5 separate regions of the Mus musculus genome follow, and regions 2, 3, 4 and 5 are each linked to region 1. A link is a loop called in an ENCODE intact Hi-C map of the cell type or tissue named here. Cell type or tissue: left cerebral cortex. All regions are shown on one strand.

Region 1 (5,000 bases):
AAGGACATCCTGTCTTTAAAGAGAGGTCTTTGCTTCAGATTAATAAAAAAATAAATTGAATCAGCACCTTTTAAAGGAAAAGAGGAATTTAATGAAGAAAACAGAACTCCATTGCTCCCATAATTGATGCCAAATCCTGCTATGCTAGGCTAGGCTTCTTCCCTACCAAATTCAAATCTGATAAACCCATCCTGGAACGCAGTACCCTCTCACGTAGAGAGTAAACACGGACAGTAAATTAATATCTGGAAAGGTATGCAGATGGCAAGACTTCCTTTTTTTCCCCCCTCTTTGAGCTGTTTTGTGCACGTTTGCTAATCATGCTTGCAAAAAATTGCAAAGATAAATATGAACTTTGAAAAGTAGCATTCAACAGGATGTGAGTGTAAGAAATAGCACACCATGAATAGTAAAACCCAGCATGTTCCGCCTCTGCGGAGTGCAATGATTACGGTCTGTTCAGCCTTTACCGTCAGCTTCATAAAGGCAGTAGCCTTCTTATTTATGAACTACTCATGGGGGGCGATCCAGCTTTTATGATCTGAATGGTATTTTTTAATCAGGTCCCTAGCTCTGTAACCTTGATCAAGCCCTGATCGGGCTGTGAAAAAGTACCCCCCGCAAGTCATTTTCTAAGAGAAAGACTTCAAGCTACTGACCTCAACCCTGTGCTAGCCCTTGACTTGGTGCTCTGAAATGATCTCATGGGTTCTTAGCCAAGGCAGGGCTTGCCCAAAGTTCCTTCCCACTCTTGCCAGTTTCACCTCGGGATGCTTCGGCAGAATTTCAGCACCCAAGCAGACAAGGTCAAATTAAACTGCTTCTCCTGCTGCCTCTAGCTCATGAGTCCAACAGGGCAGCCAGTCCCCCAGCCCCAGGCCTGCATGCACCAAGAGAGGGGAAGGGACCTGAGCCCTGATCTGCAGAGAGTAGAAGGCACCCATTTTTCTTCCTTATTTACTCCAGGGGTGCCTCTCCTCCCCCACTCTGGCATCCCTTTATCACTGGCTCCATCTCCTTGTGGCATATTTTCAGGGTAGTAGAATGTTGAGGTCACAGGGAGAGGCTCCTTTTCTTTTTCAAGCAGCAGAGACGCCAGCCTGGAACCCTGAGCATGAACAAGCAAGATGCCGAGTCTTGTTCTTGACTTTGGGCTCTAGTCTCTGCCCCTGCTTGGGGCTGGCCCCTGTTCGTTCCTCTTTCCTGCCCTCACTAGCTCCCTAGGATCCGCAGCATCGGTTGGTTTCCCACGATTGTGCAGGTCAGGCATGTGCACTCGGAAGCTCAGCGGGGTGCAGACCCCAGCTCAGAGAAGGTGCCTATACCCGTAACCAAGAGAAGAGACCAACATTTCACGTGGGCATTTTTTGCCTTCTCTCCTGCTTCGGTCTTTGCTCAACAGCAGGCGGCAGGGCCCCTCTGCTCAGACTTATTCCCCCCATCTCCCTGAAGTTAATCAGCTGTACTGTACTTGGCAGTTCGCTTTAGTTTGGATAATACTTTCAAAACCTCGAACGTTCCAGGGAGATGGTCGTCCCCAGAGCCCCCAACCCCCTCCCGCCCAGTTCTGCCTGGCCAAGGATGTCCTGTGCTCACAAGGCTGTGGCGTTTGTCTAGAATAGACATCATATTCCCGCTCCTCCAAGACTGTAGCCAAAGTTGCCAGATGCCCCTGGGCGACTAGGTCCTGCCAGATGCAGTTGCGTAACCTCGCCCCCCACCTTCGCCGCTGCCCGCCACCGGGTCTACACTGGGCTACACCCGCCGTCCCGGACCTAGGCGAAGCCAGTTTAGGGGCTATTGCGTGCGCAAGAGCCAGGGTCTGCGCCCATCTGCCAGCGGTCAAGTACAGAGGGCTTGGGGTGCAGGAGGAGGGCATGCTGGGCTCTGCTTACCTTTGGCTGCTTACTGATAAGTGGAGGTCGGTGCAGCGCCTGGCTCGGGCATGTCTTGCCGCGGACCCTGGCAAGCCTGGCGCGGCACGGAGCACTCGGGGCAGAGCATCCACGGCAAGGATCTCCGGGCTCGCGCTGAAGGAGGCTCGGCTCCGGAGACTTGGCCAGCTGCGTGCCCGCCGCCCGCCCCCTCCACTGCCACGGGCCCGGCCCGCCCGGCCCGGCCGGCCCCCGCGCCGCAGCTCGAGTCCCTTCGGCTCCTGCTCAGCGACGCGCACGGGGAGGCAGTGGTTCGGCCGGCTCCGGGGACGCCCGCGCGCTCGCCCGATCGCGGCGCGGCGGAGCCAGCCACAGCCACCCGGCTCCGTGCTCCTCAGATGTCCTCATTTACTGCAATTGTCTTCGGCGAGATCCGGGAGCCGGGGCCGGGAGGAGGGGGCGGAGACGGGGAGGGAGCGGGAGGGGAGTCCTGGCCGAGGCACCAGGTCCCGGCTACTCTATGCAGCCGAGCGGCCAGAGGACTGAAGAGAGGGCACCGGGAGCTGCGCGCCAGTCGCCTGTGCGCTCGCCTGCCACCGAGGCGGGCGGAGCCCCGGGGCCCGTGGGGCGGGGGTGGGGCGGGGGCGGGCCAGGCCGCGTGCGTGGGGCGGGGGCCGGGCGCGTGAAGGAGCCCCTCCAGCCAGAGACGGATCGCGGGCAAGAGGAGGAGGAGGAGAAGGAGGAGGTGCTGGAAGCAGCCGCTGGCTGCTGCCTGTGCGCGGAGCTCCTCAGCCACATTCCTAGGGTTTCTGAGCTGCAGGCGGCGCTGCGGGGCCCCTGGAACTTGTTGAGTCTACCTAGGAGCCACCTCAGGCAGGCACGGGGACCCTATTGATTTCTTCTTCAGGAGTGGGGCTGTCTATAGGAAACCCTGCTTGATGGCTTTCTGTGGTGTCAACCAGCCTACCCCTGCTGGGTAGTTAATACCCTAGATGGGAGTGGACATCTGGGCAAGGCGCCCGCCCCCTCACCTGCAGATGTGTCTTTGGAGAGACTAGGGATGAAGGTTTCTCTTGCATTTTTTTACGTTTGTAACCAACCAGGAGTCTGTCCCTCAAATAAGGATTTGAAACGCAGACCTGTTTATTGGCCTAGGGACAAAGTAGAGAGTGTCTGCCTGCCTATCAGCTCTGTTGCATCCTGATAATTTGTGGACATGTCAGAGCAGGCATCTCCACTGTTCCTCATCTGGACCTCCTAGTCCCTCTGCCCCTCACCCCCCTAGAGAGGCAGTGGGAGATTGTGTTTGTTTTGATCAGAGTTAAATAAACTCGGAAAAGAGATTTCTTTAGCATGAACAGAGGACAATTCCCAGCATATACCCCAAACTCCACCAGAGTCTTGTGAGCTCTCTGATGCAGGTTCAGGGTCTTCCCCGATGCCTAGCAGGGCTGAGGAGCAGACACTGGGACTAAGTATTCTTGCATACAGGTCTCCCAGCCCTACCTGAGACATACTGGAAAGTAGCCCCCACCGATAACATGGTGGTAAGCTTTGGCCAATGAACTGGGATTCAGATGGGAAATGCTCTTAATCACCCACCCCTACAAGCACACCTTTCAGACAGAAGACAGGCTCTGGTTTGTTTCTATGTATCCTTTTATCCCTGTATCCCATCTTAGTATTCCAGGCCACTCCATTGCTCTATCCTCATACAGTGGGCTGATAGAGCCCAGCTCTCTGTTTTATATATACTTTCAGCTCTTTCAAAGGGCTTTCTGTAAGATACTGCATTGTCTATGTAGGATGATGTGTCCACACGTTTCAGGAGGAGGTCATTCTAAAATATCTTCCCTTTGCATGGAGAGAGCACCAAGCCTGAGGAACCCAGACTCTGTCCCTCCCACTCTTTAAAATGCCCCTTAGGACCCAGATTCTCCCAATTCTGATTGCCAGCCCATTTATGTCTTTAGGCCTGGAGGCGGCTGGGATCTGGCTGGGGAAAGGGCCTGTGTGCCGGCTGCTTTTATGTCAACTTGATTCAAATTGGAGTTATCTGAGAGGAAGGAACCTCAATTGAGAAAATGCACCCATAAGACCCAGCTGAAAGGCATTTTCTTAATTAGCAATTGATGGGGGAGGGCCCAGCCCATCGTGGGTGCTGCCATCCCTGGGCTGGCGGTCCTGGGTTCTGTAAGAAAGTAGGTTGAGTAAGCCATGAGGAGCAAGCCAGTAAGGAGGACCCTGCATGGTCTCTGTATTAGCTCCTGCCTCCAGGCTCCTGCCCTGCTTAGGTTCCTGCCCTCACTGCTTTGAATGATGAAGAGTGATTTGGAACTATGATTGAATTAAACCCTTTACTCTTCAAGTTGCCTTTGCTCATGGCACTTCGTCACAGCAACAGTAACTCTGACTAGGACAGTCTGCAAGGGTGAATAGACTCTGCTACCCAGCTAGAAGCCAGAGGGCTGTGTAGGATGGGACTGTGTAACAGCAGATGGCAAGACTTCCTGCCTGACATGCCTCCCGCTGCCCCCTTCCCCAGGTGTGCTCTTACATCTTTGGGAATTCTGTCCAGAAAACTTTCTGTAAATCTTACCTTATTGTAAATCCATAAGATTAGAAACCCCTTTTCCTATTTCTTAAGTATGTCACTGCACATCTGCCAGGCAATGTGGGAGTGGCACCATTGAGAATAGAAGGTTTGGCTTTGGGATCCATGAGTAAAATCAGATAGACAGAAAAGTGTGCAGAGGAGGCCAGAGCTCAGCCACAAGCGGCGCTGTGAGCTGGTTAGGTGTCTCTAGAGACAGTGTCAGTGATGATCCCCGCAATGGCTACCTAGAGGAGGCAATGATGGCATGCTATGGCCGGCAGGTTGGAAGATGTTCTAGCTGAGCCGTGGTTGCTCTGAGTTCTCCAGCTGCCCAGTAACTTCAGCTGTTGCTAGGTCTATTGTTATCCTGCTTTGGATTTAAGATGCCTCTGTACAGGCTCACTTGGGCCCCATCTGATGATGATGCTTGAAGAAGTTGTGGGAGCTTTGGAAAGTGGAGCTTATCTGGAGGAAGTAGGTTGCAGGGGTCAGGGTATCAGGTTAGTCCTTGAGGGTTCTAGTTGGATCCC
Region 2 (5,000 bases), 530 kb after region 1:
TGATAGGGTGGAGACAGTAAGGAGTCTGATCCTGGGAGTCCGCAGCAACCAGCCCAGCCTACTTGGTGAGCTTTCAGGCTTGGTAAGATATATTCTGTGTCACAAAAAGAAAAAAAAAGTGAATGGTGCCTAAGTAAGGACACATGAGGTTGATCTCTGATTCTCACACACAAGGCACACACACTACCCAGAAAACATACCCCCACACACACACACCCCAAAAGAGACTGCTGAGATGGCTCAAATGGTAAAGATGCTTGCATGCAAATCTGACAAGCCCTGGGACCCATATGGTAGAAGGAGAGAAATGAGAACTAACTCCAGGTAAGTTGTTCTCTGACTTTCACATGTGTGATACACACACACACACACACACACACACACGTATAAAAATTATATGTAATTAAAATTTTTTTCAAGGGAAAAACACTAGAATATAGCCCACTCTTGGGGTTACACACACACACACACACACACACACTCACTCACACACATAGACACACACGCACTGCCCTCTGTTTCCACTTGTGTATAGCTAGTCTTTTTATTAGATAAATGCCAGTGGCCAGACCCCAGGTGTTTCCATTCATGTTAAATTGTTACCCTGGGTAGCTTTTCATGTTAGCCTGTTTCCCAGTGTGAAGGAGCTGGGTAGCAACAGGATATGTCCCCGCACTGAGACTGTTATGGAAACATGTCAACCACCAGCTTAAGTGACATGACTGTACCGCACCGGGAATTGAGTTACTTCTTAAGAAACTACTGAGAGGAATGGTTAGACCACACCTAAAGTGGGTTTCACAGAGCTGCTTCCTCCAGCAGGACATGGCCTCTGCTGTCTTGAATCAGAGCAGCTGTGCTCACTAGCAAAGACCCTCAAGAGAGAGGCTTGTTGTGTCCTGGGTTCCCCTGCAGCTCACAAACCTTCACAAGATTCTCACAGACCTTTTTCCTTCCTGGGTAGAGGATGTGGGAGGTGGACTGGGGCTTGAGGCTCTCAGTAAGGGGACTGATGTAAGCTGCACAGAAAACTTCCCAAAGATGTGATCACTCTAAGTCACCCATGCTCCTGTAAGGAACTCTAAATTGACCAGTTATCAAAAGAGACTCCCATGGAATCTTTTCTTGGATCTGTCATCCCTCTATCTCCAACAAATACATATTTCTTTATGTCTCATCAAAAAAAAAAAAATCACATGACACTAGGCATCTGGGGTCAGATTGTGTGCTCCAGAAACACATCTTAGTCTTGGTTCTCTCAAGTCTAGAACCAAATTAAGAACTAGAAGGCACTTGGCTCTCGGGAATGGACTGGGGAGTGCCAGTAAGTCTTAGCTCTTCCTACATATTCATTGCTAGAAAACCCTGTGAACTGTGGGCCAGAGAAGACTGCCAGGCAACCCCCTGGCAAACTCTGTGTGTGTGTGTGTGTGTGTGTGTGTGTGTACACGTGCACGCGCGTGCGCATGTGTATAGGTACATATGTGCTGCATATGTTTATGCATATGTGTATAGGGTACATACACGAATATCCAGAGGCATACCAATGGATGTAGAGGTCAAGGAAGGCTTCAGTTATCTTTTTCTACCATTCTCCACTTTATTGTGTCGAGATGGGGTCTCTCATTGAATCTGTTTCAGTTAGGCTGTCTGGCCACCAAGCTCTCAGGATCTGCCTGTCTCTGCGCCCCCAGCACTGGAGTTATGCACAGGGATGCCCAGATTTAGATGTGCGTGCGTGCTAGGAACACAAAGCCAGCTCTCCAGGCTTCCACAATAAGTGTTCCTATCCACCAAACATCTTCTCAGCCCTTGCAATGGGTCTGCTCGAGTTAATCAACTGTTCCTTTCTCATCTTCCAAGCTCATTACTGCACATCATTGAAGATTCCAGCCCAGGTCTTCCCCTCTGCCATGCAGCTCTCTCCAACCTCCTCAGTGCGGAGATCATAGCCCAGAAGATTGAAAGCTATTGGGCAACTATAGTCACTCCAGATGGTTCACAGGAGCCTGACTGGTCCATAAGCAATAACTCTAGGTAGTCACAATCTGAAAAGAAGACCCTATGGTCAATATAAGGCCAATGCCAGTATGTGCCCAATATGACTTAAGCCAACACACCGCAGTGGTATGCACAATGGAGGCATGAAAAGGCCAGCACTGCTGTATGGCTGTTCCACTGTAACTGTCATTATCCATGCTATAACAAGAGAAGCATGGATGATTGGCAGCTCGTATGTCTCAGGGCCTGCCTCCCACAGCATCCACTGCAGAATCTCTCTGAGTGCGTTGGAAATTTACAGCCCAGGGCAAGGTGCAGTGTGAATGTCTCTTAAAATAAATAAACAAAGAGTAACAGCAACAAGACAAATACAACAAAACCACATGGCATCATGTGGAAGGAAAGTGTGACCCCTGCTGGATGCTCTTGGGACTGACTACCACCAGGCAAAGAAAGAGAAGGCAGAAAGGGACAGAGGGAAAAAGAGAAGAGGAGAGGAGAGGAGAGGAGAGGAGAGGAGAGGAGAGGAGAGGAGAGGAGAGGAGAGGAGAGGAGAGGAGAGGAGAGGAGAGAAGAGAAGAGAAGAGAAGAGAAGAGAAGAGAAGAGAAGAGAAGAGAAGAAAAAGGCTTATGCTGATGGGCTAACCCAAAGCCCCTGTAATCCGCAGCCCCTCTTTCTATGAATGGAGGTTGAATGAGGCAGTCTGATGGAGCTCACCGCTGCGTAGCGCCTGTGTCTCCTGATACCCCAGTATCCTCACGGGGAGAAACGAGCCTGCATTCACTCCCAGGAGGCAGAGCATCCAGAAGCATGCTTCTCCCACATAGTTAACATTTTTCAAACGACTTTGAGGCACGGTTTTGTGGACAATCCTGCAGTGACTGAGCTTGGAGAATTGGTATGTGGCGGGGACAGGAAGCCTTTGTGTACTGAACACTGCTGGCTTGTTGGCGCTCCCTTTGCCAGTTCGCTGTGGGAGGGGTGGCGGGGTTGTTTTGCTTTGTGAAATTCAGTCCTCTTGCACACTCCGCTCTGCCCACCCTGAGGACCGAGAAAGGGTGAAAAGACGCCAGTGGGGAAAATAAAATCTCCCCTAAACTTCAGAATAGGGAAAGCTGGAAAGAATGAACCCCTGACCTCATAAAACATCACTTCTTCCCTGACAGGGCAGGATGTCTCAAGCCTGGACAGTGTGGCTGGAATGAGGCTTCAAGTGCAGCCCAGCTTCCGATGTTACAAATCTGCCCGGGAATTCCTTGGATTGGATACCCACTCCGTCTTACCTGCCAAATATGCAGGTGCTTAACAGAGACCATGTCTCTTTTATCCACAGTTTGCAGAGTCCACCACTGTCCTGGATGTCTTGTTTGTGGCAGAAGTACACACCTCTCCTCCCCTAGACCCACAGCTACCTCAGACAAAACAGTCCTAGCTGGACTGAACTGGTTCCATCTGTTGACTCTGGAAACTTAAGGACACCCAAACTCAGCTTTCCTGTGAATGGTCAAGGAAGGGAGTGGCCCTGTGCCCACCTGTCATCATTTGACACATACAAGAAGATGCAAGGGTATGAAACCCCTTTTGCCATCAAAAGAGACAGAAAGGCAGCCTCCCATACTGACTGCCTATGTCCTGAGTCTGTCCTGCTGAAAAATGTTCCTCCCCTGTGTCACAGGATCCCAAAGATGCCACCAAGTCCAGAGCGGCCATAGTCTCCAGCAGCAGCAGCAGCAGCAGCAGCAGCAGCAGCAGCAGCAGGAGGAGGAGGAGGAGGAGAAGGAGGAGAAGGAGGAGGAGGAGGAGGAGGAGGAGGAGGAAGAGGAGGAGGAGAAGCAGTTCAGCATCTCTCACCTCACCTTTGCTCTGATCCCAGTACCTCCATCACAGTCTTACCACCCTCCCCGCCACTACTGCCACCATTCCCACAGCCCTGAGCACCATCACTGGCACGGTAGCGGTAACCACAGTCACCATACCATTCAGCAGGGCCACCGACAACCACTGCCATCACAACCACCATTGCCAATTACTATAGCAACATCCACACTATCACACCACAAGCACAATCCCCTCCTCTGGAAGATGCTAATTTGTTTCTGTTCCCTGAAACTGGGTGACTGTCAATTAAGGTGGAACATCAAGCGGAGGGCAGAGGACAAGAAGTTAGGAAGTGAAGAGAAGATCAGAAAAGCTGAGCTGGCAAACCCTTGCAGAGCTTTGTGTGGGAATTTGTTACTGCTGGAAGGGTCACCATTTGATACAAGGAAAAAGATATTTTGTATTTTTCTTCTATTCTACTTCGTCCTACAGTGCTGGGTGTGAGCTCTGGGACCTTGTGTATAGGAAGACTCCAGCTCCTTCAACGCTCTCTTTCCCTGTTCCTCACCTACCACGCTGCGGGAGTCAGAAGGGCAGAGGTTGAGTAACCTCAGGCACTCGGGCACTCTCTTGGCCTCATCTCCTTCTCTGTGAACTGGGCACAGAAGCAGCTTTGTGGGGTGGCCCGTGATTAATGTGATGGTAATCATCACCACTGCATGGTTGTATACGCATCATTAGCCAGGAGCTGGCACTGGATATACGAAAAGTGGATTTGCTTTGCTCTTATTAACCTTTTATGTCTTTTTCAGAGTGTAATCCCCATGCATTCAATTTACATTAAAAATAGTAACAAATGGTCTTTTAGGTTTGACTAGGGGTGAAACACGGGAGATAGGAGATGGGAAATAAATTCTACTGAACATACATGACAGGCACAGTGGCAGCCCATATGGAAGTACCCAAATGAAAACAAATGAAAAGTTTGGGATGCCCCTTAACGTACAGTGTCTCCGCATCCCGAGCCTGCTGCCCGAATTTTGGAGCACCACTGTGGCCCACACGCTGAACGTCAGAGCGGCTGCCACCACGTGCTATATAAGGATGGTGGAATGAAACCACAGGAAATTAGACCCTTGGGCCCTGAGGTGTGTCTTTATGGACATGAGCTGCCCACCTC
Region 3 (5,000 bases), 160 kb before region 1:
GGACTCCGTGGTTTCTCTATTGCTAAGCAGTTTTCCTCCCTGCACTGGCCCTTTCCCATGTCCTAGGTTTATTCCCTCGTTCACATCGCAGTCTCTCTGTTCTTGTTTAAACCAAGCCACGTTCAGTTTGGCTCCTCCCACTTACTTCGGGTTGTAGCGGTGTGAGCTCCCTTCACTCTTCTGCAAAACCTTCCTGGCTTTGTCCTGGAATCAGCTCTGGGTTGCACAGTCTCCCCTTCCCTGAGACTTGGAACTAGTTCGAGGACAGTCGATCCTTCTGATGCGAATCTTCCTGTTGGTGATTGTGGGGTTTGTTTCTCCGTCCCCCATTGGCTTCTCCTGTGTACGTTGGCGATTGTCTACCAGGCGTCTTTGTAGCAGGTGCTAATGTCACTTTGTCCTGACTGTAGTTGAGGGTAATGATTGGTTTTCTTTGCAGCCAAGGATAAATCTGAAAAGATCTTCGCACTGGCCTTTGTGAAGCTGATGAGATACGATGGGACCACCCTGAGAGACGGGGAGCATGACCTTATTGTCTACAAGGTACGCACCTCTGTCCCAGGGTACCCTGGGCGCCCTGACTGGATCAGGCCCTAGTGAAGCCCTCACCTGAGCTGAACTGTTAGCTTTTCATGGTTGTGACAAATACCTGAGCAAAACAATAAAGGGAGTCAGGGTGTGTCAGCGCTTTCGGTCCTGGTCCTTCCTGGTGGGGAGGGTGTGGTGAGCAGCTTATATCCAGGTGGCCAGGAAACAGAGAATACTGTGGGAGGAGACTTTGTTTTAGCCCATCAGGGTCCCCAGTCTTCATGTGTACCTAGTTTCAGGAGGTAACTTTCCCCTCATAGTTAATTCTCTGTGGTGGACACGCTTCGAGGTATGCTTTACCAAGCTCTCAGAACTTCCCACTTCAGTCAAGCCTGCGATCAAGATGAACATCTCAGTTGACATTTCTCACCGGAGGACAGAGCTGCTGTGTAGCATGGAGCTGCATTTAATTATGTAAATGAGCAGTTATGATTGGCCAGCCCTTTTGCTGTTCCTAACGAGAGACGATGACAGGCAATAACACGTTCCGTGCTGTATGCGAAGGCTGAGGATGGGCGTTAGTCCACAGGACGAGGGAAGATGGTTGAAGTGCACTGTAGAACACAGTGTGGAAGGGGGCGTGGGGGTTGAAGGAAATCATAATAATAAGGCATGCAGAACCTGGAGTGTGGCCTCCATGAATGTTGTTTGATACAAGGTGCAATCAAACCCACAGGCTGAAGCCAAAAAGCTCGAAGATGCAGCCACATACTTGAGCCTCCCTAGTACCAAGGGGGAGTTGGAAGAAAAGGGCCACTCAGCCACAGGCAAAGGAATGCAGAGTCTTGGGAGTTGTACCATCAGCAAAGACTCTTTCCAGATCTCCACTCTGGTGTGTTCCACGAAACTGACCCAGAACGGTGAGTTCTAGAATTCCTCCCTCTCCAACACATCCCTTTTGGCTGCGTGTTGAGTGGAGGAGTTTCCTGTGGGTGCGTGGACGTCACCCACTGTGTCCTTTGATAAGGACCTCCATAGATGTCGATGAGCTTGGGAAGAGGAAGTGGCATCCGTCAGAGTTTAAAACTCACACTTCTATTTTGGGCTGAGGACTAACTTAGCAGGGAGATTAAACAATGGGAGGACTTAATTTTATTTTTAAATGTGTTTATTTGTGGTGTATGTGGGGGCAGTCAGAGGACACACTGGCTTCTTTCCTTTCTCTGTGTGAACAGTGGGGCTTGAACTCTGTTCATCAAGCTTGTTAGCGAGCACCGTAACCACTCTTCCGTCTTGTCAGCCTTCCTCTTGGAGAAGTTTTCCAGGCAAAAGAAGGAAACAAGGCATCATGGGGAATACACAAGGTTTGAAAACAGATCAGAGAAATGGAGTTGAACCTTCATTCTAACTTAACCCTGGAAATGACCTTGAGTAACGAAGCTTTTAACCCAGCTCTTCCCGCTGGTACACATGTGAATAATGCCTGCTTCCGGAGCGTTCTGGCTAGTGTATACACACTGTCAGATGTGAGGTACTCCCTTCTCTGTGTCTTCCTCTGTCTTGATTCTCCTTGAGATAATTCCCAGTTATCTCTCTTTGGAGAAGTTGATTGGCCTGATATGTTTGGGCTCCCTGCTTACAGTGTGAGATAAGACCTCCTTGCTGGTTCTAGTCCACCAAGCTCAGCCTAATGTGGCAGGTCACTCATCAGCTGATGCCTCGGCCCTGGGCTGACTGAGTTCATTTCCCACTGCTTGCAGCCTCCTCGGAGTCATGGCAGCCCGGTGGCGATACTTCTTATTCAGGGCACACCAGTACCGTTGCCGTGACTCTGTCTGGAGGAGGCAGAGGCTCTCTGCACAAATCCTTCATTTAAAAGCCGCGTCCTCCTAATGTGGCCGTATCATAGCTGTGCAGAGACTTTATGCTCTCTTGAAATGGAGCTTGAAAATCCAATTTTTTTCCCTCTTAACTGCCTGATAGGAGTTGTGATTATTAATGTCCGTCATTATCAGGAATCACATCTCGGTGTTGCCTGTCAGTCATGGCTGGAGTTTGAGATTTGCCGAGGAGCAGGCATCGTTTGGGCTTGCACTGGATTACCCTAGCATGGAAGAAGCCCGTCCTTTGGAAGATGGGACTCTGGAAGGGAGAAATGTTGCTGTCCTGAGGGCTGAGGCGTGCCAGTCAGGTGTCTTTCAAACTTTCGCCACCTGCTGCTTCCATCTCTCTTTACATTTTACATCTCTCTTCATTCTCAGCTTTGCCCAGTGAGGCTTTCCCACCCTTGGCCTCCCTAGTAAAATATTAGTGAGAGGCTGTGAGTCATCCAGACACATCTGAGTTGTTTGAGCCTATGTGAACACCGATACTTGGAGACCATTTGGACACTTCCTGGTTGCCAAGTCACCGTGGGTTTGAATCATTTCTGAAGGGTTCTTACTTGCTGCCTGTGGTAATCGCTACCAGCAAATGACCCCCCCCCCCCATCCCCCACTTCCCAGAAGGACTGGATTTGTGTAAGTGGGGGGGGGGGGGAGGGAGGATTGTGCAGGAGTTTGATTCTCAGGGACATGAGTCAGCTATGTGGGCTCCAGCTAGTGACTGGGCTGTGCAAAGAATGTCCCAGTACTAGGAATGAGATTCTCAGCGTGTACCTACATTGGGGTACATGAACTAATGTTTGTGCCTCATTCAATGCAGGCTAAGGGTGGTGTCCCCAGCTGGGTCATTGACCCCAAGTGTGTCTGCTTTAGTGTCTCAGCAGGTGCTGAGCTCTGCTCAGCTTCTCACTTTGGAGGAAGCCACTGTCTTATATGTGGGTCAGTGTTCCAGATGCATCGCTAGTTGTCTGAAATTTGATCATAATTTCCTATCAAAACAAGTCTCATCCACAGTATCTCTTTAAAACATGCGGGGGGGGGGGAACCTCCCAGGGTGGTGTGTGGAATACTTTCTTACCTTACAGCTCCTTGAATCTCACCATTTGCAGGGTGATTCCCTCCCTGGTACCCAGTGAGAGAGCCCTGGTCTCTGCAGCAGCTGTTGCCAAGCAACAAGGAAATTCCAAAGTGATGCTGCTCACTGAACAGAAGGAAGAATCTGGCTTTCATTTCATGCAAGCATTGATACCCCTTTTTGGGATTGTGCCATGCCAGGAGTGTATAAGATGGGGGTGCCCTAGTTGGCGCCTGAGTGTGGAGTCCCAAATTCTCCTCTGAGGGAATCATTTTTCCTGAAACCATAATTTGTTCTCGCAAAGTTCCATTACTTAGGGAAAGAAAAGCAGGGGCTGAATTATTCATCAAGGTTTGTATTAAAGATCTCTGTCCTCAGCGCTGTGTGGGCTGCCATAGGGGATAGGACAAGAACTGTAAGATGCGATCCCTCCTCTCAATTAGCTTACTGTATAATGAGAGGGAAAGGAGTCATGAAACAAAGGATAATTATGAACCCAGCTGTGTTGAGTCCCCGGGACTGGAGGCCTTTCCTGCCTGGGTAGCTCTGTGGGGGAGGGACAAACTTTTTCCTTCAGCACTGCCCAGTGGGGTGATTTGTGAATTTTCTCATTTGAACTTTTTCCTCAAATTTGCAATACAGAGCCCAGATGGGCAGTACAAATGTTATAATCCAAGTTTTTTGTTGGGTGGGATGGGGTTTGGTTGCTGAGGCAGGAGAATTTACAAGTTCAAATACAGTCTGGGTTCTGCAGTGAGCTCCGGGCTAGTCTGATCCATCTAATGATCGCTGACTGCCCCTCTACCCAAAAAGGGGGGAAAAAAACCTCCAAAAAAGCAAAACAAAACAAAAATCCCTCAAACAACCACAACCAAAAAAAAAGGAAAAGAAAAACCCCAAATGAACAATAACGAAATAACACCCTCCCAAGGATAAGTAAATAACTAGAAATGGAAAGTTAAACTATAGAGACCAGACTCAACCCAGTCACATGGTGCGTGATACCAGCTCGGAATGATTGGGGCTTAGGTGATGCATTGGTCTCCATTAAAGCGACATTGATCACTCCTGAGACGGAGACAGAGACGGAGACACCCTCAACCCTTGGATCAGAAGGGTCAGGCCAAGATGGACCCTTTCTTGTTACTTTACTTTCAGTTAGAATCACAACACGTCAACTTCCGCCCCAAATTTCTAGCTCCTTTCCTATCTGAAGGACGACTGCTGGTTTTATGTTGGCTGTTGTGATAAGCTTGCCTACATGTTTTATTGTTGGATTCTTTTAGCTGCCCTGCAAATTATGCAGCGCCGCACCCGCTGTTCAGCCAAGGAGACAAGGGAAACTCCCTGCCCAGTGTTCTGTAGTTACTGTGTGACTCAGCTGGCTTTACATAATCCACACTGTATGTGGGTGCTGAGTGCCGCCCCCCTCCGGTTTACTCTTCTAGTCATCAGTGATGCCCGAGGTGATAAGAAACACATGAGAATCTGTATGGGGTGTAGGTGGCTTTTGT
Region 4 (5,000 bases), 230 kb after region 1:
GCATGTACACCTCACCAATGAATCCCATCCCACAGCTCTGTTAGCCTGGGAGAGGCAACATGTGTGTAACACAGTTCTTGCACTCTGTGGTATTTATCTCCTCCAGCAGATATCATATGTGCATTCGTGGGAGGGCAGTTTGTGTGTTCCTGCATGCATCTTGAGTGTGTGCTCATGTCCAAGGGCAGTATGTACACATGAAGGCTGAAGGACCTGATCAAGTAGTACTGCTAGGGCTCTAGTACCTTGGTGGTTTTTAAGATAAGGTCTCTTACTGGCCTTTAGCTCACTAATTTAGCTAAGCCAGCTGGCCAGCACACCTAGAAGAAGCAAGCACACACTGCCACATTTGGCTTTTTCATGTCAGTTCTAAGGAGCAGGCTCAGGTCCTTGTGCTTGTGTAGCAAGCATTTAACCAAAGCAGCCACCTCTAGCCTGGTGCTTTGTTAGGATTCAGACATCATTCCTGATGGGTCACAATACATCCAAAGACCCCTGTTGCCTCTCTCTTTGAACCATGCCTTTCCTCGTAGAAGTCTGTGGTTACCAGATAGCCTGGTGCATGGTGCCTGACTTTACATATCTCTGCCTGGGGAAAGAGCAGTAGCTGCCCTGCTAAGACATTGCTTTAGATACCTATTTCTTTCAGATTTGCTCTAGAGCCTCTGCTGCCGAAGAAGATGCACTCCAGGTCCCAGGACAAGCTAGACAAGGACGATCCAGATAAAGAGAAGAAGGACAAGAAGAAGGAGAAAAGGAACAGCAAACACCAAGAGATATTTGATAAGGAATTCAAGCCCGCTGACAGCTCCCTGCAGCAGTCTGAGGCTGTGATCCTTTCTGAAACGGTAATTTAACTGTAGATCGGAAGAGCTCTGCAGGGGTGCCTGGGACCCACCTAGGCTCTGCATCTTACCGAGAGGGCTGTCAGTTGGATTTTATTGAATTTTTGCAAAATATAGCAACTTAAAAGCCCGAGGTCTTTTCATCTCTGACCTCAAATAACCCAACCGTCAGAGACACAGAGCAGTGCTGTCTTTTCTCTGAGGGCACATGCTGTCTTGGCCTTTATCCTCTTTTAGAGGGGCTGGATAGGTCAGTCCCCTACAGGGACCTCATGTGTCTAGGCTCCTTATAGCTCCGTTGGACTTGGTGCCCTTGTGTCCTAGCACCTCAGAGAACAGAAGCATAGTGCTTTCACAAGCTGTACTCACTCATGGATAGCAAATGTCTTCCCTACCCCTTCCTGACTAGCATCCTTAAGTCTTAGTCACTGCCTGAGGGTTAGAATCCGCTCAGCTTCTGCCTGGTGAGGTGACTCTATTCTTGGTGCTTTCAGTTTGATCCCTTGCATCCACATGGGAGATGAAAATTGACTCCCACAAGTTGCCCTGTGACCTCCACACATATGCTATGACATGTGCAGATACATACAAACATAGGCATGTATGCATGCCTATACAAATGAATAAAGTAATTGTAAGCGCGCTTTCGTCCCACGGTGAGTCTTGAGCCTACGCATCCCAGAAGCACACCACAGTGTTTTGGGTCTACATGTAGAAATGAGGTAGAAAATGTTTCAGACAGACAGACAGACAGACAGATACATCAGTGTCCAGACTGACATAATCTGAGAGCCACTTCTAGACGTGGATAGCACTTGACTGGGAAGTGGCCAGATCATGTGTCTTGGGCAGCAGCTCCATTTCAGCTGGGATTAAGGGCAGTTTCACCAAAATGCTGATCAAGGTATAGTTTTTTTTAATTCACTTTACATCCTCATCCCAGTCCCCCTCCCTCCTTTCTTCCCAGTCCCACCCATACAAACCCCTCCCTCCATCAGAGGCACACTTCTCTGTAAGCCATACTAAACCATGTCGGAGAGAACGTCCCGGTACCAACAACTGTCATACAAATGCTGCTTGCTCTACTCAAGGTGGTAGGCAGAGATACAGGTGCCAGAGCATGGCTCGAGAAGGCCGTTGCCTCTCGGCCTTGTGGACATGTGCTCTCACTGGAGCCGGGCTCTGATGGCTCTGTGCAGCCTAGTGACCAAGGGCATTGGGCCCACTGGTCAAGGCTGGCATTAAATGCCTGGATTCTGGGCCTCAGGCTGTATATGAAATGATCAACCATTTCAGAAAGCCGGGCTTCCAGACAATCCCACAAGTTGAGATCTCCTCTCCGGGCACACAGCATCCTAACTAGTTGGCTCAGCTTCCTTCTTGGACATAGTTACTCAGGGTCAGGCACTTTGCAGTCCTTCAGACATTTTTATTTAAGCTCTGTTTTAAGATATTGAAACTGGGCCTGAGAAACATAGAGCCAAGTAGCAGAAAGGGCCACAGTTGAACTGTGTAAGGACAACTCCAAGGACAGGGCTGAGCCAGTGCAGGACAGTTTCTGTCCTTCCCAATGATGACCATGTCCCTGAGACAACACCTGCTGATGACAGGGCCAGGTGCAAAACCATATGGGGGCCTCTCAGGTCACAGGAACTACACAAGGTCAGAGCCCAGAGCCTTGACTTTGCCATCAGTAGGTGCCTGGGGTTCGAGGCACAGTGACCAGGGCTGCAACAGCAGAGTCCTATCCACTGGTCAGGCACGGTGCATCTATGCAAGCAGAGGCCTCCTCCAGGCACAGGTGTTGATGTGGTCCCCTGGGCAGGAGTCATCCTGGAAAGCAACTGCATGTTCCATGATGACTGTAGCACCCCCTAGTGTTCAGGACGCTGATGCTGCTAGTGTTCCCAGCCCTCCATAGACCTACAGGAGTAAACTGCTCTCTCCTGCCTCTGTAGGGTTTCCCTCTTCCCTTTTGGGCTGGGCTCAGCTTCCTTCTTGATTTGCATGGTTAACAATCTCCTGACCTTTAGCTGAGCCTCTCCAAGCTGGGCCTTCAGGCTACCATTTGCATTTCCCCAGGAAATCTTCCTGAAGCTTTGTGTTAGAAGCTCAGAAGTGAGAGAAACACCTGACAGCCTCAGCCTCTTTCACCAGCTCCTAGCACATCTTCCTGAGAGAGCCAGGCTTGGAGCCAGTCCTGACCTCACCCAGCAAGGACTCTCCATTTCCACAGAGTACTTGGTCATGGCACCCACACCTTCTGTACAGAATAATTTTGATCTGTACGCTGAGGCTAGGTGCTGCTCATGTATCTGAAGGCCTCTTCCCTGCTCAGAACCTCACTTCTACTTCTGGCTTCAGTAGCTCCAGCCTGGGCTGGCTTTGTGGGTCTCTTCTAAGGTAGATACAGTGACTCACTGGCTTTTGCCATTTCCACCCCTGTAAAACCACCTCAGCCCACCCACTCTGCCCCAGGATTAAGCTGAAACGCCAAGGCCAGGCCCTCTGGGAGACAGCCTCTTCTGCTCTTCCGCCAAGTTAATAACGTTTCTGAATAATCCTACCTCAGAATATTTTGTAATTGCTGGTGTTCCCTGATGTGTAAGATCAGAGAGCAAGCTGTAAGAAATATACAAATTAAATTTACTGATGTTACAAACAGGGGAAAGGGCTCAGGTGGAGAAAAGTCAAGTGCACCCCGAAGCCCAAGGCCAGCAAGAAGAGGAGAGAAAAGGAACTCCTGTTGGCAATAACAGCTCAGAGGAGAAACTAAACAAGGGGCAAAGGGGCTCCTGTCCTTTTGCTGAGGCTCCAGACTTCTGTTCTGTTCTTGATCCTTTGGGGGCATCCTTGGGTGTGCTCACTAGCTACACAGATAGCTCATAGCTGCACTCCTCCCCTTTAGCATTGTGGTCAAGTAGCCTATAAAGGACTAGGGTCATAGCTCGGTGGGTAGAGTGTTTGCCTAGCATGCTAGGCCTTGGGTTCAATCCCCAACAACTCATAAACCCCACGTGGTAGTGTAGTAGAGGTGCACACTTGTAATGAGCATTCAGGATATGGAGCAGGATCAGGAGTTCAAGGTCATCTTAGGTACATAGCAAGTTCCCGGCTAGGCTACTCCCAAAGGCTGGGTTGAAGATTCATGTGAAGTTCTGTGTTAGTGGGGACAGGCTGCCAGAACAAAGTACTGTCCTTTCCATGGGCAACTCAGACAACAGAAAGTTGTTCCCTACCAATTCTAGAAGCTACAGGTCCAAGATTAAAGTGTAGATGGGGTTGCCCCCTGCTAAGGTGGTAAGAAATTAAGTTCCACACCTCCCCTGGCTTCTGGATTGGTTGGCCATCTTTGGTGTCCTTTGACTTGCTGCAGGGGTACCCCACCTCTGCTTTTGTCTTCCTATGACATTCTCTCTGCTTGCATGCTGTTCAGACCCCCTTAGTTTATAAGGTCTCGTTGGATTCATGCTTACACCATCTTAACTTGGCTCTTTGCAAAAATCCCTATACCCAGATGGGCTTGTGGGCTGGGCACTGGGGTCAGGGCTTCAGCACAGGGATTTGGAGAAGACACAGCCAGTCCATACACACCTTAACTTTGTTCTTTCTGTCCCTCAACGCAGATAAGTCCCCTGCGGCCCCAAAGACCCAAGAGCCAGGTGATCAATGTCATTGGAAATGAAAGGCGCTTCTCTGTGTCTCCAGCATCACCGTCCTCCCAGCAGACGCCCCCTCCAGTCACACCAAGAGCCAAGCTCAGCTTCAGCATTCAGCCCAGTAAGTGGAACTTAAGGTGTTGCCCCTTAAGGTGCCCCCTGACTGTGGCCCTTTGTTCAGGACCCTTTCCCCAGCAGTAGAGTGAAAGTTAGAGGGGTATGTGACGTCTGAAGAAGTCACCTCAGGTTGAGGTGGGAAATCTAGACTTCAAACATCTCACGCAGAAAGAAATCCATCCTCAGTGGCAGAGCTCAACAAATATAAAGTGCAGGACCCAACCCAGGAGCAGAGCTCCTGCCTGAAAGGAGTCTTGAGAGCCACAGGGTACCAATGTCTTCAGGGGTCTTGGGGCTCCGTGTCTAGTGGGAGGAACGGTGAGAGAGTCATTGCTTACAGCATAGAAATGTCTACCAGGGATGACAGATGGCACAGCAC
Region 5 (5,000 bases), 210 kb after region 1:
ACACACACACACACACACACACGCACCCCTGTTCTAGTTGTGCCCCTTGAATTTTCCCTTAGCTTCCAGCATCTGCCCTTCTGCTCTCGGTCTGCCTAACCTGAGGACTCTAAGAAACTCTTGAGTAGAACTGTATATGATTCATTCTTTGGTGTGTCTTATTTCACTCAGCATAATGACTTCAAGGTTCATCCATGTAGTAGCTTTTGTTAGATCATCTTTTTGTGAGGCCAAATAATATTCTGCCGTGTGGCTATGCCACAGTTCATCCATGCATTTATCTGTGAGGGTTTGGGTTGTGTCTACCTGGAGGTTAGTCTGACTAACAATGAAATGAACACAAGTTCACAGATGCCTGTGATCGATCCCCTTGCTTCCTGGACTCTGCATGTACTGAAGGCTGAATCTTCTGTATCGTATAAAATTCTAGGTCTGAGGTTTTCAGCCATTACCAAATTTATCTCCAGTGCTGAATCATCTTAAACACCAAACAACTGGAATCCAAGGGTCCAGTGTCTGAGTCTTCACCAAGACTTGTTGTTATTCGTGTTCTCTTTTTTTTCCTACCATGGTCATCGTCATGCATGTGCAGCTTTAGTATATTTACATTTTAAGAGACTTACATGACGAAAAGATACTCTGATTTTTGTCACAAAGCTCCTGAAATCTGATTGCCCTGCAATTGTTTTGTGACATAAGATCCCTATGAACAAAAAGGGAGAGACACTATTGGCCAATATAGTTTCTTCACACAGAATGTAAGTCATATCCCCAGTCTCCCTGTGACTTTTATTTTGGAAGGAGAAGAAGAAGAAGAAGAAGAAGAAGAAGAAGAAGAAGAAGAAGGAGGAGGAGGAGGAGGAGGAGGAGGAGGAGGAGGAGGAGAAGAAGAAGAAGAAGAAGAAGAAGAAGAAGAAGAAGAAGAAGAAGAAGAAGAAGAAGAAGAAGAAGAAGAAGAAGAAGAAGAAGAAGAAGAAGAAGAAGGTGATGAAGATGATGATGAAGATGATGATGGTGATGATGATGAAGATGATGATGGTGATGATGATGAAGATGATAAAGATGATGATGATGATTTGGATGGTTCCATCTGAGTCCCTAGAAATGAAGGGGGCACAGAACTCAAAATCCCCCAGTATTCTATAACACAGAAACTAGTTTGGTCTGCAGAAGTTCTATTGATTTTTTTCCCCCTGTAAGCTTTCACAGCAAATTGGATTCTATGAGTTTCAAGTCAAACAGAGGAAAATAATTTGTTCCCCAGAGAGAGACTTTATGCCAGCACCATGTCATCGCCCCTAATATCTATATTAAAAGATGAATTTTAAAACAGCTCATGGGAAAGTTGAAAGAAAGTCTGTTTTCTAGCAACTTCATTAAATCAAAGAGCAAAGGGAAAGAAATACATATTCAGAGCATTACCTGTGATTTTGCTCTCATTTGCAAGCATTTTGATAGCTTCGTATCAGTAATTGAGTTGTATGTTCATTAAAAAAAAATGAGAGCTTTACAGTTAGCCTTGTTCTCGTTTTGCTCCTTCCTTTATTCAGTTTGGGTTTTTCCGGAAATTCTCTCTAGGGTTTCTCCTGGGAGGAGTCCCAGGACTTGCTGGCTGAGTTACATCACAGGTATATGGCTGTAGACAAGCATGTCTCCCATACCTAGAGTTCCTGTGAGATTGGCTGGCGGGCCCTGGCCTGCTCTTTAGCTCCTCTTCATGATTCTGAACAGTGATGGCCTGGCCCTCGACAGCTGGGAGACTGGTCATGATGCAGGCTGCCTGGAGCCTGCAGACTTTGATACCCAGTCAGGGCTACTTCCTCAAAGGCTTAGCTCTGTCTTCCCTTAAACACACCTGCAGAGTGTCCAAGGATGAGCCCATGCATTTTCCTATTCAACTGCTATGTGCCGTACTTATTTTCTTTGAAGTGTACAGAGAAGAGCGAGCAGCCTCACTCATCATCCCCAGCTGACAACTGGCACTGTCCTATCTGCAGGGGCTGGTGCCCTGCGAGCAATGAACAAAGCTGTCAGATGTTCCCTGCTGCTGGCAAGGCTTGGACCCGTGCAGGGCCCACATAGCACGATGCTGAAGGTTCACTTAGAACAACTGGAGGTGTGGCTGGAAAAGCCTCCCCTTTCTTCCAGAGTCTGGGGCGCTTCAGAAATAACAGGTTCCGAAATGTACCCATAGTGACTCAAGCTGTGGGGCACAGTTTCCGAGTCCCGTGGCAATTGTGGCAATCCTGAATGGGGCAAGGAATCTGCCTGCCAAAGATATTTTGAACATAGGGAACAAAAAGGCCTCCAAAGACCCCAGGTCTATGGTCTTTCTTTGTATATTAAGCATCTCATACATTGGACTGAGCTCCACAAATAGCATGTGATTTCCCTCCATTTAGAACCACAGCCGCAGCTCAGATCCAAATAGCAAAGACTAAATCCTATTCTCTGAGAAGGCTTTGTCTGCTCAGTGTCAGGGACGACTGAGAGTGACTGGCAAGTTCTCTCACCTTGTGCTACTCACCTGCCAAAGCCCAGGTTCCAGCTGTCCCCATGCAAACCAGGACCTCGGCTTTCATTCTCATCCACCAAGTCGTCTCTTTGGTACAAAGAATAACTTTATCACCCCAACCCTCACCACCTCCGCCACCACAAACCCCGGGGTGATTGGATCAAGTTTTGCACATTTGAAACAAGTTATTCTAAATCAGAACAGCTCTTAGCATCAAGAATGACTGCGGTGTCACCTAGAGACAGCCTTCCCACACAGGTTTGCCTTCCCTTTTCCACGGACAACACATTTGCCATGCCACCCAAAGATGTCCCAGCAGGTCCTTGTCACCACCACCGCCCCTTCAAACTCCCCTACCTCCAGTCAGAACTCAGGAAGCAAAAGACCAGCAATGAACATTTCTTAGGCCAGTCCTGAGTGCATGGTAGCAAGCCCTGGGAAAGCTGCCATCTGCATAAGGAATTCATGTGGGTTACGAAAAGACCTTGTCTGTTTTGAAGAAGCTCACCTGCACACAGGTCTTGTGTGATAACCAGACAGAAATGGGTAACAAATGACGTGTGCCTTGTGTTTTGGCCCAACTGTCAGCATAACTAACTTTTGTGTCCCTGCCTCCTGAGTAGGCTGGGTACTTTGAATATGGGGGTGTTTGTGTGCCCCTCCTTTCCTGGAGTACAAGAGAAGCAGCAGCTGTGTGCTATAAATGGAAGCAGATACAGCTCATGAGTGGATTCATCTTGCTAAGATTCCTTGAGTTTGTTCACATGAAATTCAATTGTATACTTATTATTCCTCTCCCTAATAAATATGCTGGTTCAGATCGGTATTCTATCCTATTAGGAAAATATGTTTTTAATCAGTATTTTTACTTAATTATAAATTATTAAGAGGAAGCCTCTTAGCTTGATTGCATTGAAGACTGACTAACTTCCAGTCTCGGTCCTAGGGGAGAAGCAGAGGCCAGGGACAGAATGGAGCCTCTTCTCATGGCCAGTCCCTAGCCACAGTTGCTCCAGGGTTCTCTGCCACTGAGAAAATGAAAATGTCTCATGTGACAGGTTTTAAAGGTCAGCAGCGCTTCTACTGTTGGAAGTGAAGTGTTGGCATGGATATCTTGTGACAGTAGTGTCGTCAGAGAAGTGATTATTTTTGGTTTTAAGGGAGAATAAATATAGTTTTCCTTTCCACATGAGAATATCTATCAGGACTATGGATGGCCTGTAACTGAACTGTTATGTTTGGGGTAGGCTACTCAATTGCCTATAAATACAGTGTATCCTCGGCCGACAAATGAGCCATGGCATGACCTTTTGCTACCAGCACAAGATGTATGTGAACACATTCAAAGCAAAACTGTCCCCCAAAATCCATTGAGAAAACACTGGTGTTGAGTCTGTTCTGGGGCTGGTTGAGTAACAAGACACCTCCCACCCCCACCAAGTAACAGAATGCAGTACTCATGGGGTCTTCCACCTTGGAAATGATCCCCCCCAAATCCCAAGCAATTCTTGTTTAAACATTTCCATCTCTGGGGGCTGGAGGGGTGGGGGTGGCCTGTCTGCTGATGAGTTTAATCAGTCACTCTGATTTGGGAACAGAAGCAGGTGCAACCAGCTTGCCATTGCCACCTCCTGCTGTGTACTGCTCCATCTAGACCTGTTCCCCTCCCAAATCAGGAACATCACCCTGTGTTTTTCAGATTCCATTTTTGGCTGAAGGGATCAGGATTCATGGAGACAAAGTCACAGAGGCCCTGAGGCCATTCCACGAGCGCATGGAAGCCTGCTTCAAGCAACTGAAGGAAAAAGTGGAAAAGCAATATGGCGTCAGGACCATGGTAAGTGGGCGGGTCCACAGAAGAGTGTCCGTTTGGAGTGGAGGGGCTGGGGCCTCTGGGATTTTTATGGACCCCAGCCTCCTTACCAAGCTCACTTTATGGGAGTTGTTAATTTCCAAGTACCTCATTCATCGTCTCTGAGTAGTGTGCTGTGTAGGTTGGTGCAGTCTGGGGGTCTCGATAGGGATAGTTCAAGAATTCAAAGGAAGCAGGGAAGATCTAGAGTTTGACAGGTAGCAGTGGAGAAATCTTGGAACACCACGAACAGACGCAACAGAATCAGCAGACGAAGAAAGGCCCTTATGGTGGGTGAAGAACCACACATGCAACAGACACACAGAGAGAAGGACCCTCTGGGAAGCAGACAGGGAACTCGAACCCAGAAACCTAGTTTCTTCTCAAGAGCAGGGGATTTTTAGGTCTCTGAAGAGTCTTCTGTCTCTAATTTAGGGTTGGTCAATTTGGAGAAAGTACAGGAGGCTGTTTTGTTCACAGTTGTTGTGTCCTGATCAGGCCTTGAACTTGTTGAGTCAGTCTATGGGGGACGGGATGTTGGGGTGGAGGGTGAGGGTGGGGGTGCTGCTGATGGTGGTAGAGAAAGCCAGCAAGTCCTTTGTTTGAAAGTACCAGGCTTTTGTCTCACATGGA

What was found. Hi-C counts contacts between places; a loop is a spot of excess contacts. Peaks named below come from ENCODE experiments on the same cell type or tissue, not always from the same donor. Only the 100,000 strongest peaks of a DNase experiment are listed, where the experiment ranks them.
Region 2: it touches region 1 in a loop (2.4-fold over the local background); 2 of 42 quality-filtered maps call a loop at or near these places.
Region 3: a loop joins it to region 1, with 6 times the contacts of the local background. A loop is called at or near these places in 3 of 42 quality-filtered maps.
Region 4: it touches region 1 in a loop (2.2-fold over the local background); 3 of 42 quality-filtered maps call a loop at or near these places.
Region 5: it touches region 1 in a loop (2.2-fold over the local background); 3 of 42 quality-filtered maps call a loop at or near these places.

What each region holds. Positions count from the first base shown.
Region 1 is chr7:134,935,817-134,940,816 of GRCm38, forward strand. All of the region lies in intron 27 of Dock1 (dedicator of cytokinesis 1), which reads left to right. Insyn2a (inhibitory synaptic factor 2A) reads right to left here and starts at 2,614. Exons shown (of 4, transcript NM_001143802.1): 1 at 1,896-2,614. In left cerebral cortex, CTCF peaks have their summits at 1,422 and 2,696; DNase peaks (open chromatin) are centred at 480, 1,229, 1,332, 1,817 and 2 more places; H3K4me3 peaks cover 2,948 bases; H3K27ac peaks cover 2,189 bases.
Region 2 is chr7:135,462,667-135,467,666 of GRCm38, forward strand. No RefSeq gene overlaps it. Among named protein-coding and RNA genes, the nearest start is that of Gm36356, 21 kb to the right of the region's middle. In left cerebral cortex, a CTCF peak has its summit at 2,400 (motif pointing left); DNase peaks (open chromatin) are centred at 2,406 and 2,909; H3K27ac peaks cover 1,022 bases.
Region 3 is chr7:134,771,028-134,776,027 of GRCm38, forward strand. It overlaps Dock1 (dedicator of cytokinesis 1), which reads left to right. Exons shown (of 52, transcript NM_001033420.2): 17 at 440-543; 18 at 1,265-1,448. Among named protein-coding and RNA genes, the nearest start is that of Dock1, 100 kb to the left of the region's middle. In left cerebral cortex, no CTCF peak of the experiment used is centred here; DNase peaks (open chromatin) are centred at 1,466, 2,810, 3,224, 3,625 and 1 more place; H3K27ac peaks cover 312 bases.
Region 4 is chr7:135,162,629-135,167,628 of GRCm38, forward strand. Dock1 (dedicator of cytokinesis 1) reads left to right here. Exons shown (of 52, transcript NM_001033420.2): 49 at 650-848; 50 at 4,472-4,625. Among named protein-coding and RNA genes, the nearest start is that of 1700120G07Rik, 31 kb to the right of the region's middle. In left cerebral cortex, a CTCF peak has its summit at 2,723 (motif pointing left); a DNase peak (open chromatin) is centred at 2,727.
Region 5 is chr7:135,147,995-135,152,994 of GRCm38, forward strand. It overlaps Dock1 (dedicator of cytokinesis 1), which reads left to right. Exons shown (of 52, transcript NM_001033420.2): 47 at 4,215-4,352. Among named protein-coding and RNA genes, the nearest start is that of Gm24581, 19 kb to the left of the region's middle. In left cerebral cortex, no CTCF peak of the experiment used is centred here; DNase peaks (open chromatin) are centred at 2,118, 2,754, 3,160 and 3,585; H3K27ac peaks cover 1,073 bases.